Regions from separate parts of the Homo sapiens genome. Here all the other regions are linked to region 3. The links are chromatin contacts, found by Hi-C or POLR2A ChIA-PET in ENCODE. All regions are on one chromosome and are shown on one strand. Each heading gives the region's core, a stretch centred on a gene start or an enhancer-like site at or near the end of the contact. The rest is flanking DNA. Distances are from core to core; before and after follow the strand shown.

Evidence for each region. A loop is a pair of places that touch in the nucleus more often than their neighbours do. ChIA-PET counts read pairs that join two places held with the same protein, here RNA polymerase II (POLR2A). Pooled maps may share reads with other maps.
Region 1: a loop to region 3 is called in a map of endothelial cell of umbilical vein, with 8 times the contacts of the local background. The contact joins the enhancer-like site here to the promoter of LINC02915 in region 3. A Hi-C loop is called at or near these places in 1 of 168 maps with a recorded cell type or tissue (endothelial cell of umbilical vein) and 2 of 50 pooled maps. POLR2A ChIA-PET finds 5 or more read pairs at or near these places in 2 of 52 experiments (BJ and endothelial cell of umbilical vein).
Region 2: a pooled map shows a loop between it and region 3 (3-fold over the local background). The contact joins the enhancer-like site here to the promoter of LINC02915 in region 3. A Hi-C loop is called at or near these places in 1 of 168 maps with a recorded cell type or tissue (endothelial cell of umbilical vein) and 3 of 50 pooled maps. POLR2A ChIA-PET finds 5 or more read pairs at or near these places in 1 of 52 experiments (BJ).

Annotation. Positions count from the first base shown.
Region 1 is chr15:39,138,433-39,142,351 of GRCh38, reverse strand. All of the region lies in intron 1 of LOC105370777 (a long non-coding RNA gene), which reads left to right. Among named protein-coding and RNA genes, the nearest start is that of LINC02915, 110 kb to the left of the region's middle. Within about 2 kb of position 1,896, at least 7 of the 41 ENCODE cell types and tissues checked have a DNase peak (open chromatin) inside an H3K27ac peak, as active enhancers do; they include endothelial cell of umbilical vein, where a contact is called at or near this core.
Region 2 is chr15:39,122,256-39,126,090 of GRCh38, reverse strand. The region is part of intron 1 of LOC105370777 (a long non-coding RNA gene); the gene reads left to right. Among named protein-coding and RNA genes, the nearest start is that of LINC02915, 130 kb to the left of the region's middle. Within about 2 kb of position 1,862, at least 5 of the 41 ENCODE cell types and tissues checked have a DNase peak (open chromatin) inside an H3K27ac peak, as active enhancers do; they include endothelial cell of umbilical vein, where a contact is called at or near this core.
Region 3 is chr15:39,249,199-39,253,212 of GRCh38, reverse strand. It overlaps LINC02915 (long intergenic non-protein coding RNA 2915), which reads right to left and starts at 2,544. Exons shown (of 2, transcript NR_144508.1): 1 at 2,350-2,544; 2 at 1-1,154. The region is part of intron 1 of LOC105370777 (a long non-coding RNA gene); the gene reads left to right.

The DNA of each region.
Region 1 (3,919 bases), core at 647-3,146, 110 kb after region 3:
GGGGGGGGTCTTGCTTTGTCTCCCAGGTTGGTCTTGAACTCCTGGGCTCAGATGCTCTTCCCACCTCAGCCTCCCAAAGAGCTGGGATTACAGGTGTGGGCCACCCCACCCAGTCCGCAGAGTTATTTTTGATACAAGAACAATGGTTTTCATTGGTAGATTTAAGTGTATAACAATTTGAGTCAATTATTTGACATCATATGGGCAAATTGTAAGTTTCTACCGATTGAGTTGGAGTTTTGCTAATGATAGCTTCAATGTGGTGTTTGTATCTTTACCACAGGAACTTAGACATTAATCCACCCTTTCCTTCATATTACCATCTCAGTGCCACTCCGCACATCCCAATTCCAACCGCTGGGTCATGGCAACCTCTAGAAGTCAGGACTAAGCATAGAATAAAACCTTGTCTCAAAGTCTTTTGTTTTCGTTTATTTGTTTTTTAAAGCAGTGCTTTGCCCTTTGGGAAGTATGTATGCGAAAGGCAGGGCAAAAACCAGCAATCCTTGCTTAAGAAGTAGGGGTATTTGCTCTGCCTCTGGTTTCCAGTGTCTGTTCTTCAGAGGCCTGGGCAGCTTCTCCTGAAGCTGAACACCATCTCCTAATGCCAACACCCAGAGCTTCTCTTTTCTCACCATAGCCAGCCCATAACATGTGAATGAGAGCAAGAGTATCCCAAATGAAAACAAATATATTCAAATCACTGCTTCAGGAGTGCACCCGAATCCTCTACTTTCTCTATACAGAGCTGGTTAAATATTACACTCTTTGAACTTCATCTGCAAAATAATGATCATCTCCTTCACATGTTTGCAGTAAAAAGTAAACAGTAAATATCTGAAAATGTAGAGCCCAGTGCCTAACTGGTAATAAGTAATCAATTCATGATCATTTCTAACTTTTCTTACTTCAGCTTCTTTTCAATTCCAATACCCCTGTGCACCCCCCGCTCTGCCCACCCACCCACACCTTGTCTGTGGCTTTCAGTGTCCTGATTGCCAGGTCAGGCTGCTGACCTTAGACAGGCTTTCCCACTCTCTCCTGCTGCGCCAGCACTTCTCAGCCCCAGCTGGAGAGGTTTTAGAACCATCTTTCCCCTCAGTGTTCTGCCAGCTTGCCCCACGACTGCCTAGTTCCATCTAGCCCCAGCCCATTTTTGTTTTATGCTTGTGGCTATTGGTAGCAAAAAATCAGTGGCTACACTAGCTGGAGACTGTCAAGGCCAGCTCGAGGAACCAAGAGCAGACTGGGATCTGGAGAGTACATGTGAGTGTGTATGTGTGATGTGTGATGTGTGTGTGTGTGTGTGTGTGTATGTGTGAAAGAGAAGTTGGGTGAGAGTGAAGGTGTGCAAGCAAATGTGACTAAAAGTATTATACAATGTGTTAGTAAGAAGTTTGAATGTAGTAATACATAAGGCAGAGGATGAACAGGTGTGAATGATACAGAAGAAGGGACATAAAGAGAAGCCAGTGGGATATGTCATCGAATTAAGTTGAAAAAAGGAGAAAAATGTTTGTAGGAATGTAGTGGGGAAGGAAAAAATAGTATTAAAATATATGGAGTTATATGTGAAAACACGTATGTGTGTGTGTATGTATATATGTGTAAATTTTATAAAATTAAGTCATGAAAAATAGATTGCTTGTTCCGAAGCTTAGTAAGTTAGGGGTCAATTCAGGAAAAATCCGTACTGTTATATATGCAACTCTCCTTTTCTAGGGGATAAATGTAGCCCCAGTTAAACAATCTATATATAGAAAAGACCAGCACCCTTAAGAGAGGAAGGCTTGATTCATGAGTAACGATGGCCAGTGTCCATTCCAGGAAAGCCAGCATCTGCTCTTAACCACAATCCCTTAAGGCTGGATGCCATAGCCATATATGGAGTGCTATAGGGAAAGGAAGGGAGTCTCTTTCTGGAGTCCCCACAGATGCTGTAAGTGGCATCCAGCCTATCTTCAAGTCAGCTCAAATTCAGAGGAAAGGGGTTCTGTTTTGATAGGGACCAACTAGACCCAACAGAAGGAAACAGACACATGAGCACAGGCCAACTTGCTGAAGGAACATTGCTTGGTTTCCTTTTTCTGTAGAAAGGAGCCAGTGTTCTGTGGTGTGCTGCCTTCTGTGTCTCAGAAGGTATGTTGTTTTCTGATCCTAACTCTGTTATCATCCTGTTTGCACTTGGTGACTCACAACAGATGCTCTGGCTTTCCCACAGCTGTGCTCTTATCACTGCAGGGCGAGCAGAGCAGCAGTCACATCTGCGTGGTCCTGACCTTACCCTCCTGGGGCTGCTCCTATGCCAGCCATTCCCAGTTTAGAGGGGCTGTAATAGCGTTTCCATGGTACTGAAGACAATTCACAGGAAAATAGTTTATTTGAATAGCAAATGCTTTGACCAGGTTCTGGACTGTGGAAAGCCCCTAGTACAGTGACAACATTAACCACACAAACAACAAGTATTAGTACTATTACTATTACATTATTATTACTATACAGGGAAATGAACCAACACCACCATGAATCAAACATTTTCCTGGAATTTTAGCATCTGATTTGGAAACATATTTCTTATTAGTTGACAAAAGACAAAAGGAAACTTCAGTAATATCTCTATAGCCTTATAAAAAATGAATGCAGAAATATGTTTGAATGTCCTGCTATCCAATTTTCCTCATGGTATGCAACAACGCCACTGTGGCAAATATTAGAGGAGAGAAAGCAGAAAGTAGCTCCAAGGCAAATTCCAGCCAAGGGCCATTTTATCATATCTTTTTCTCTGTGTCACTTTGGGTTTTGGGAAATCTTTTTTTTTTTTTTTTGATTTTTTTTTTTAATTATACTTTAAGTTTTAGGGTACAAGTTGTATATCCAAAAGAGATTTTGAAGGGTTAACAGTGTCATTGATTAATCACCCTTAATGTTCAGTTGTCTCACAATCCCAAGGCATTATGAAACCTCTTGTAAGTAAATAAATTGTCATTTTATTTTAATGGTTTTGAGACAATTGTAGACTCACAAGCTATTGTAAGAAATAATATAAAGAATTTCCACATTCCCTTTACCTAGTTTGCCCCAACTCGCAAAAGTTCTGTGCAAAACCACAATTAAATATCAACCAGGATATTGGCATTGACACAACCCATTGATCTTATCTAGATATTCAGACTTCCCTAGCTTACCTATACTCATACTCATTTGTATATTTACTCCTATGTAATTCTATCACATGCATAGGTTTGTGTCTCTATCACTTGAGTCAAGATACAGGACAGTTCCTTTACCAGAAGGATCTCTTTTACATTGCTCAAATCAAAAGAACATTTCTCATTGAGTGGTACAAGGGAATACCTGTAATTGAGGAATTAAAAAAGAGTGAGGAAAAAACTCACACCTTGACCTTGTAAATCAGTGATTATTATGCTTAGGTAGAACATTTAATCAAACAGTTCTTTTTCTTCACCTTTAATTCACTTAGCAATCATTTTGGAGGGAGTGTGCTAGACATTAAAAAAAATTATTAACACACATGGTTCTGGCCAGGCATGGTGGTTCATGCATATAATCCAGCACTTTGGGAGGCCAAGGTGGAAAGATCCCTTGAGTCTCAGAATTTGAGACCAGCCTTGGCAACATAGTGAGGCCCCCATCTCTACAGAAAATAAAAAAAAATTAGCTGGGCATGATGACACACACCTGTAGTCCCAGTTACTTGGGAAGCTGAGGTGGGAAGGACTGCTTGAGCACAGGAGTTTGAGGCTGCAGTGAGCCACGATTGCACTACTGCACTTCAGCCTGGGCAACAGAGTGAGACCTTGTCTTAAAAGTAAATAAGTAAAGACACGTGGTCCTTCAAAGAGAGAGGTATAAACAACCAATGGTATTTTGATAAATACTTTAATGGAAGAATGTACAA
Region 2 (3,835 bases), core at 613-3,112, 130 kb after region 3:
CTGGTGCCTAGAATTTCACGCATGCATCTTAGAAAATCCCATCAGGCTAAAACAACTTTCCTATGAACATCAATAATGTGTCAGTCCATGGACACAGGAAGGGGAACATCACACACCGGGGACTGTTGTGGGGTAGGGGGAGAGGGGAGGGATAGCATCAGGAGATATACCTAATGCTAAATGACGCGTTAATGGGTGCAGCACACCAACATGGCACATGTATACATATGTAACAAACTTGCACATTGTGCACATGCACCCTAAAACTTAAAGTATAATAATAATAAAATTTAAAAAAAGAATACCATAAAAATAGATTTGAAAAAAAAATAATGTTTCAGCCATTAACACTCTCCTATATTTTATAGAGAAGCCTTAGAATAAAGGCATCTCAAAATGAAAGTTGAAGGGAAACTATAAAGCTGGAAAATACATTCAGGATGGGAGACACAGTGAAGGTCAGCTTTGCTGATTTCATAGTTCTGTGTGAATCCAGCACTGGTTACCTGTATACATTGACAATAATCATATGCTTACCCTAATATCTAGAATGGAGAAAAGACTATTTAGGGGGCTGGGAAACCCACTGTTTGTCAAACTAAAGAATGTTTGATTATCTTTCATGACTCCTCATACCATCTGGTGAGTAATAATGAGCTCATTCTACTTCATTGATTCCAACATTTGATATTTAAAAGTGGTAATAAAGACCTTCATTACCTCTAGCTAACTTGGATCTGACTATGAACTGTTTACAAAATTCCAGTTTTCAAAGGGAAATTCTTTTAGGAGAATGCTAGGCAAATGGTGGCCCACGTTGAGGGAGTAAATTGACTCTGTAGTCAGCGAAGTGATTATTTTTGTAATGGAGCCCACAGCAAAACCCTTTGCAGCACTCAGAAGTCATCAACAGAGCTTGTTCTTGGCAAACCAGAGCATTCTCTGCTTCAGAGAATTACTTTCTAATTACTAAAAACATGATACGGGAGGAACACATGTTGGCTCCAACCAAGTGTATAAGTGGTGGAAAAGTTCAGTGTAACTGTTCAGCGAAACTGTGAAGAAGTAGAGTCTATGGGACTGTTGCTGGGAACATAGGAGTGGATGGGAGCCAGGTTTTTCTTCTCTTTGTGGGATTTGGGAGTTAGGTTATATGTCCTGTCTTTGGAAATTAAGAACTGTTGATATTCAAGGATAATCAAGGAAAAGCACTTCCAGGAATGGGAAGGTACATAGGCTAATTGTATCAGTACAGCCTGTTGCCCTGTGGACTTTGGCTGCCGCGGCCATATGATCTAACTAAGATGTTAAAATAGCAGATGAACATTTGCTAGATGAAGTAAGTTTGTCCTGATGGCTAGTTCCACTCTTCACTCTCCTGATTGAAAAAAATGTTGGCTTTCCTTCACTGCGGTGTTCACTAGATAGAAACTAAAACCGGCTCTGTGAAGTGAGTGGGAGGGTGAGGAAGGAAAAACAGTCCAACTAAAGCAGCTGAAGTAGGAAAGGGTCATGTGAGGAAGTGGAAGAGGTGAATGCCCTGGAAAAGATGGATGGAGGCATTTTTCTCAGCCATTTCGTGGTTGGATTGGGAGACACTGAATTTGGAAAAGCAGTCAGACAGAAGCGTTCCGGATAGCCAAGCTGTTGGCGTACCACCGAGTGCCAATTCTCAGGGTGTTACCCAGTCATTCTTGGGGTTTGTTTAAACATGGCAAGAGTTCCTGGGAAAAACCTGAGGCCACATTACTTAGCCATTTGAACTGCGAGTCCAAAGTAATTTTTTAGCAATTACAGTAGCATATGTATTTGCAGAGCAAAGACGAGTCACCAAGTCAGAGGATGTCTGTTGTTCACAGTGTCAATATGAAACATCAGCATGCTCCTGTCTTAGTTATGGGAATTGAGCCCTGGTCCATGCTCCAGCTCTGCCATCTCCAAGGTAGTATCACAAAGCTAAATTGTGCCCCTGGACTTCTTCCTGGATGTAATCTAGGACTTGCCCTGGGGATGAAGGCAGAGTTATCCTTATTCCCACTTCTACTTCTGCCATTCCACTTTCTGTGATTACTTCGATGTTTCTCTCCCTACCTCTCCCCAGCTCATTTTATTCAGCTCATTTCCTTTTGACAAGTAACCATTCACTGACTAGCGAGTACCTGATTCAAGGAATACAAGATGACCTATAGTAACTTATACTCTGTTAAATCTAGATGATGTGACTGTAGAATGAAACTAAACATCAGGTACCTCTCAAGCACCATCTTCAGCAAATCTCAAGTTTCTTGACTGCCCACATGGATCTCTTTTTTAGACTTCATTATTTTTGTTCCTGTCTCTGCCACTCAATAGCTGTATGACATTGGTAAAGTTACCTAACTTCCCTTTGCCTCACTTTCTTCATCTTAAGATTATTATGAGGATTTAATGTAGTGTATGTAAGATCCTGTTACACAGTAAGTGTTCAATAAACATTATCTACTATTATGTTATCCTCTTTTTTTCACTGCCCATTAAGAAGACTTTTTTTTTTTTTTTTTTTTTTTTTTTTTGACGGAGTCTCGCACTGTCGCCCAGGCTGGAGTGCACTGGTGTGATCTCGGCTCACTGCAAGCTCCACCTCCCGGGTTCATGCCATTCTCCTACCTCAGCCTCCTGAGTAGCTGGGACTACAGGCACCCGCCACCACGCCCAGCTAATTTTTTTTTTTGTATTTTTAGTAGATACGGGGTTTCACCGTCTTAGCCAGGATAGTCTCGATCTCCTGACCTTGTGATCCACCTGCCTCGGCCTCCCAAAGTGCCGGGATTACAGGCGTGAGCCACCGCGCCCGGCCAAGAAGACACTGTTTTATATTAAATGTCTTTCTTAGTGCCTTTCGTTTTATTTACTACATGCACTTTATTATATATTGCTTTTTTCTTTATTGTTACGGATGTGGTATCTTAAAACAGCAGCCAGATTTCATCAGTTTGGGGGAAAAGGACCACATCTTTTATTCTCTCCATATCCTACACACTACCTAACAGTGCTAGACATACAAAGGGTGCTTCAAAAATACTTGTTAATTGAATAAAGTATGAGTAAAAAGAAAGACTCTCTCTGAGTTATAACTCCATTGAAATTTCCTCAGCAGAATGGCCCCCATACTTCATAGCTGCCTCTATGTCTTTACATAACAATCTCGGTTCTTTCTTTCTTAAATCATTTTCCTCCAACCTCTGAGCTTCTTTGCCCATTAGATGGGACCAGGATCAAGTAATATGCTGTACAACATTTGATACCATTTGGTGGCTTCCTGAGTAGTGGTCTGTTTAAAGCCATAAGCATACCTTCCTAATCTTGTAGAGCTTTCCTTTAATAGGCTAATCTTAATCAGACTATCTATGTAGCCACCCTTTATCTTTCCAACCATATATTCCCACATGCTACTGCCCCAGCTCACACACTTTGGGAGGCTCTAATCATAAGAATATACGTGTAAACTTCACACAGAACTTACCTGGGGCTGTAAAAGTGTTACAGGCAGATAGAGAATGGGCCTGAGAGTTTAAGAAATTTCACCAGAAACACAGAGCAAATAAGAGGTAGGCCTAGAACTCCCCCAGGTCCTGAAACTCTAAGTTTTCTTTCTCCCATGGTAGGCTGTTTCTTACGAAATTGAAAAACTGAGATTGTAGTAAGTAGGATGAAGTCGGGATGATGTGTATATAAAATGAAACTAAGCTCCAGGTACACATCTCTTACAAAGAGCCCCACCTGGAATACAATTTCTCTGCAAACTTTACCACCCTCGAAAAAAATTGTTTGGGAGCCTCATAAAGTACCTCCTCAG
Region 3 (4,014 bases), core at 1,295-3,794:
AATAAATCAGGCTTTTTGGCTGGTGCCTTGTAGTGCCTTGTAAATATTAGTAAGCATGTTTCCTATTCTAAAGTAGGTTTAAAAAAAAAAAAACTTAAATTCAGTAACTTCGTTTCACCTTCTTGAAGAACCTGCATTTCCTTTACATTTATAACCATTAGAGTGAGGCATGTTAAATAATTCAAATGAGAAATCCTAGTTTCCACCTTTATGTATCTCTCGGGTTTTCCTTTGTTCACCCAGTCTCCTGCAAAAATCATCAAATGTTCAAATTTATAGTTTGTGACTTGGTCACCCTGAACCTCTTGGTGACCCGGAATGAACATGAGATGCTGTTATTTAGCACTTGGAGCTCAGTTAGATATTAGTTTTCCTATAGTGAAATACTCTGATGCCAGTGAGGAAGGAAATCAGAAACAGGAATCAGACGATTCTGGCCAATCCTCCCAATACGAGGAGAGTGTCACTGACGGAAATGGGTCTGGATACTGGGTTTCTCTCTCCTAAATCCTTTGATGCCAGTTATTAAAATGGGTTACTTCTTACAGCCATGACATTGAACACTTCAATGAAATGATGCAAGATTTGGACTCCAAAATGTCCCCTCTCTCCCCTGTCAGCAGCATGAGCCTGAGCACGGCAAGAGTCAGCCAATATAGTGCACACACGCTTTGTTGAACTCATGTTCTTCCACCCAGGAGACTGAGGTTTCTGTGCAAAGAGTAATGTCAATCCGCTGGAAATCACTGGGTTGTCTGTTTCTTTGTTTATGACTTCTCCATATAGTTGGTTCTGCTCCAACTTATTTGAAAGGGACATCTGTTGGATGATTTGATGTGATGTCTGTTCCCTGAAAGTCATTTCTGACAGGGCGATGTAAAGGAACCTGAGAGGGAGCTCCGTCATGTGATGAGTGGCTCTTAAGTGCAGGAACAGATTTGAGAGGATTATCCAAGACAGTAACTTCAAGATCAAACTAGGCCATGGAGTTAGCCATAAGGCTCTGCAAATTCTTTGCGGCTCAGCCCTCTGGGGTCTCCTGCCACCGTGCTTGCCAGTAATGAATTTCACTTCCATGTGGGATCTTTCAGGTCTTCTTGACACACTGAAGCCATATGTGTTTCAGCCACTTCAGACATCATCCTGCTCTTTAACTTGAAGAACAGTCTAAGTCAGTGAGGTTTGCCATGGCATCAAATCTCCTTTTAAACCCACACCGCTTGAATAATAACTATGATTCTGGATAGTTGACTCATGAATATTTCCTGCGAAGGAACAATGAGGGTATTCTGAGGAAATTAAATCCATACAAGTAATTCCCAAACTTTATTCATGTTTGAATACTTTCTAACTTCAAATGTTTTTACCAGACTGGTAACACATAGCAAAATCAACTGATAAGATTGTCCTTTTTTCTTTCTTCCTCTTCCTCTACCTAACACTTCTCTAGTGTGGTACTAACTGGAGAAGGCACAAAGAGTAAGTAGATAGAAAGGGAAATGAAAAGTCAAAGAGCCCTACACTTTTTTTTCCCCCCTCTCTCCTGGTAGTCCTACTTCAAAGGCAGTGTAGCTTTCTCAGAAAGGCCAACCCACACTCAGAGGGTGAAGTTGGAAAACCCCAGCAACCCTATGATACACAATAAACCCATGTAAGGAGGTGGTCCCTTACAAACAGTTGGCTATGAATATCTTCTTTCAAATAGTCTGACACTCGTGGCATAATTATTTTTGTAAGAGTCCTCAGGAAAGTCTGTTTTGAAATACTGCATAGCTTAAGACTACAATAGTACCTTGCATAGTTCAATGTAAACATATCCAGGTGGCTTGTGAAGAAGAGAGGAAGCCAGAGGTGATGCTTCTCTATAGGAAAATGACACTGCAGCCAGCCCCCCGAATCCTGAGAAGACCCTAAATACACCACTCCCCCTCCCCGACAACTACCCAAGTGATATCCTGTGAGTGACTGGATTCTAATCTATCGAATAGTTTCTGTACATGAAAAAAAAATCAATTTTGGAATAAGAGTTGCCAGCAGAAAGATTTCCATTTATTAGGCACCTACCAGGTGCCTGATTCTATTGGGTACATTAAAGATATTCTTTCATTTAGTTCTCACCTGGAAACTCTCAAGGCTTGTTCACATTTTACTGATGAGAGAAATAAGGCACAAGAAGATTAAACAAACAATCCAGGCCAACTCAAGTGGAGGGATGTGTGGTTGAGTTCAGGTCTGCCTGTAAATCGCTTGAGGCCAGAAACTTTTCTCTATTTTGTTCACTGATGTGTCCCAAGTGCCCAGAAGAATGCCTGGCAAATTGTAGCTGCTTAGTAAATATTGAATGATTACCTTAATGAGAGAATCCAGCACGTGTACTCCTAAGTATTATTCTCTACAGTTTCTCCTCAGTCTCCTCACTCCAGTCTGTTACCTGCCCCTTTCTCCCATCCCATTTCAAAGGGAAATGGAGCCCAGAGCTGCAGTGGATGCTGTAGAAAGTTATATCTCTGTGTACATCCTGCTGAAGGAATGGAGCGATTGTCAGGGAGCTGTGTCATTGAGTCTGAGGCCTTACTTCCTTGCTCTCCCCCTTCTATTTCCTGCTTCCTCCCACAAAGATTTTCTGAGTCCTTGCTGTGTGCTGAGCACTGGAGACTCACTATGAACAAAGTTGGTATGGTCCCTGTCCTTATGCAAATTATTGAATAAATTATAGGTACGGTGAGTGTTTTGACAGAGAGGTAAGAATGTTATAGAAACATATAACAAGAGGACTCAGACCTATTCTTTGAGGTCAGGAAAGACATCTTTGCAAATTTTAACTTTAAGACAAGATATTAAGGATAATTAAGAGTTCCTAATGTATACCTTGGGTTTCCTGGATGTCTCTGCCTAAGACACTTTTAGGGAGGAGTTAAGACTGTTTTCCTATAATACTAAGAAGTCATTTGCCTTTTCATTCTTATTGCATTACAAGTGTACAATGGAGTTTTACAGAAGCTGCATAACATAGATTTCACAACAGATTGAATGCAGAAGCAGACATGAGAATCCATTTATCCTTTAGTAAGCCAGATATTGGTAAGATTTGCAAAAAATGCATAACAGCACTACTAGTCTCACTCATGTATTTTTGGTTTTGGAAAACGTGGCTATGTTTTCATAAAATGTTATTTATGTTAAGGTATAATCAGTTTACTATGTTGTTTTAAAATGAATTAAATATTTAAAAAAGAATTGGTTCTAATTTGCAACATGATATAATGATATAATCTACCTTTTTTAAAATGAAAAGGTCTTTGGGGTTCTTCAGAAGATTTGAGAGCACAAAGGGGCCGAGCCCCAAAAGTTTGCGAATGGCTGAGCTAAGAGAAGAGGAGGAGGGAGTGTTCCACAGTGAATAAACAGCCTGTGTAAAAGCCCTTCCCTGGTATACGACTTGTAGTTTTGAGGATATTAAAGAAGTCCAATGTGGTTGGAACATAGAAAGTGATGGAGAGAGAATATAATATGCAGAACAATGGGTAAGCAGTGCCATATTTGAGAGCAATGACTTAATCTTAGGTCAGTGGGAAGTCACTGAAGGGTTTTAAGCAGGTTGGAATTGATGAGATACATGTTGAGAGAGGAAGGAAAAGGAAAGAAGAAAGGAAAAGAATGGGGGGACACAGAGAAGGGAGGTCAGGAGGCTTTTGGGGAAAACTTAGTAAGCTATGAGGGAGGGACAGTAGGGCTGGATAGAAGAGGATAGATGTAAATAATATTATGGAGAATCTAGAGGACTTGGGTTTGATTGTCAGTAGAGAGTGACTTGTTTTGTAAAAGAAGGAATGAATTTTCTCATGGTTTTTTAGTCATACCACTTGATTTTAAATTCTAGCGCTAATTCTGTGACTGTGAGCAAATTATTTAAACTCCATAAGCTACAATTTTCTCATCTGTAAAAAAAACAGGAACAAGAGCCACAATTTCATATGGTTGTTGAAGTTATTTTAAAATGCACACATATCTAAT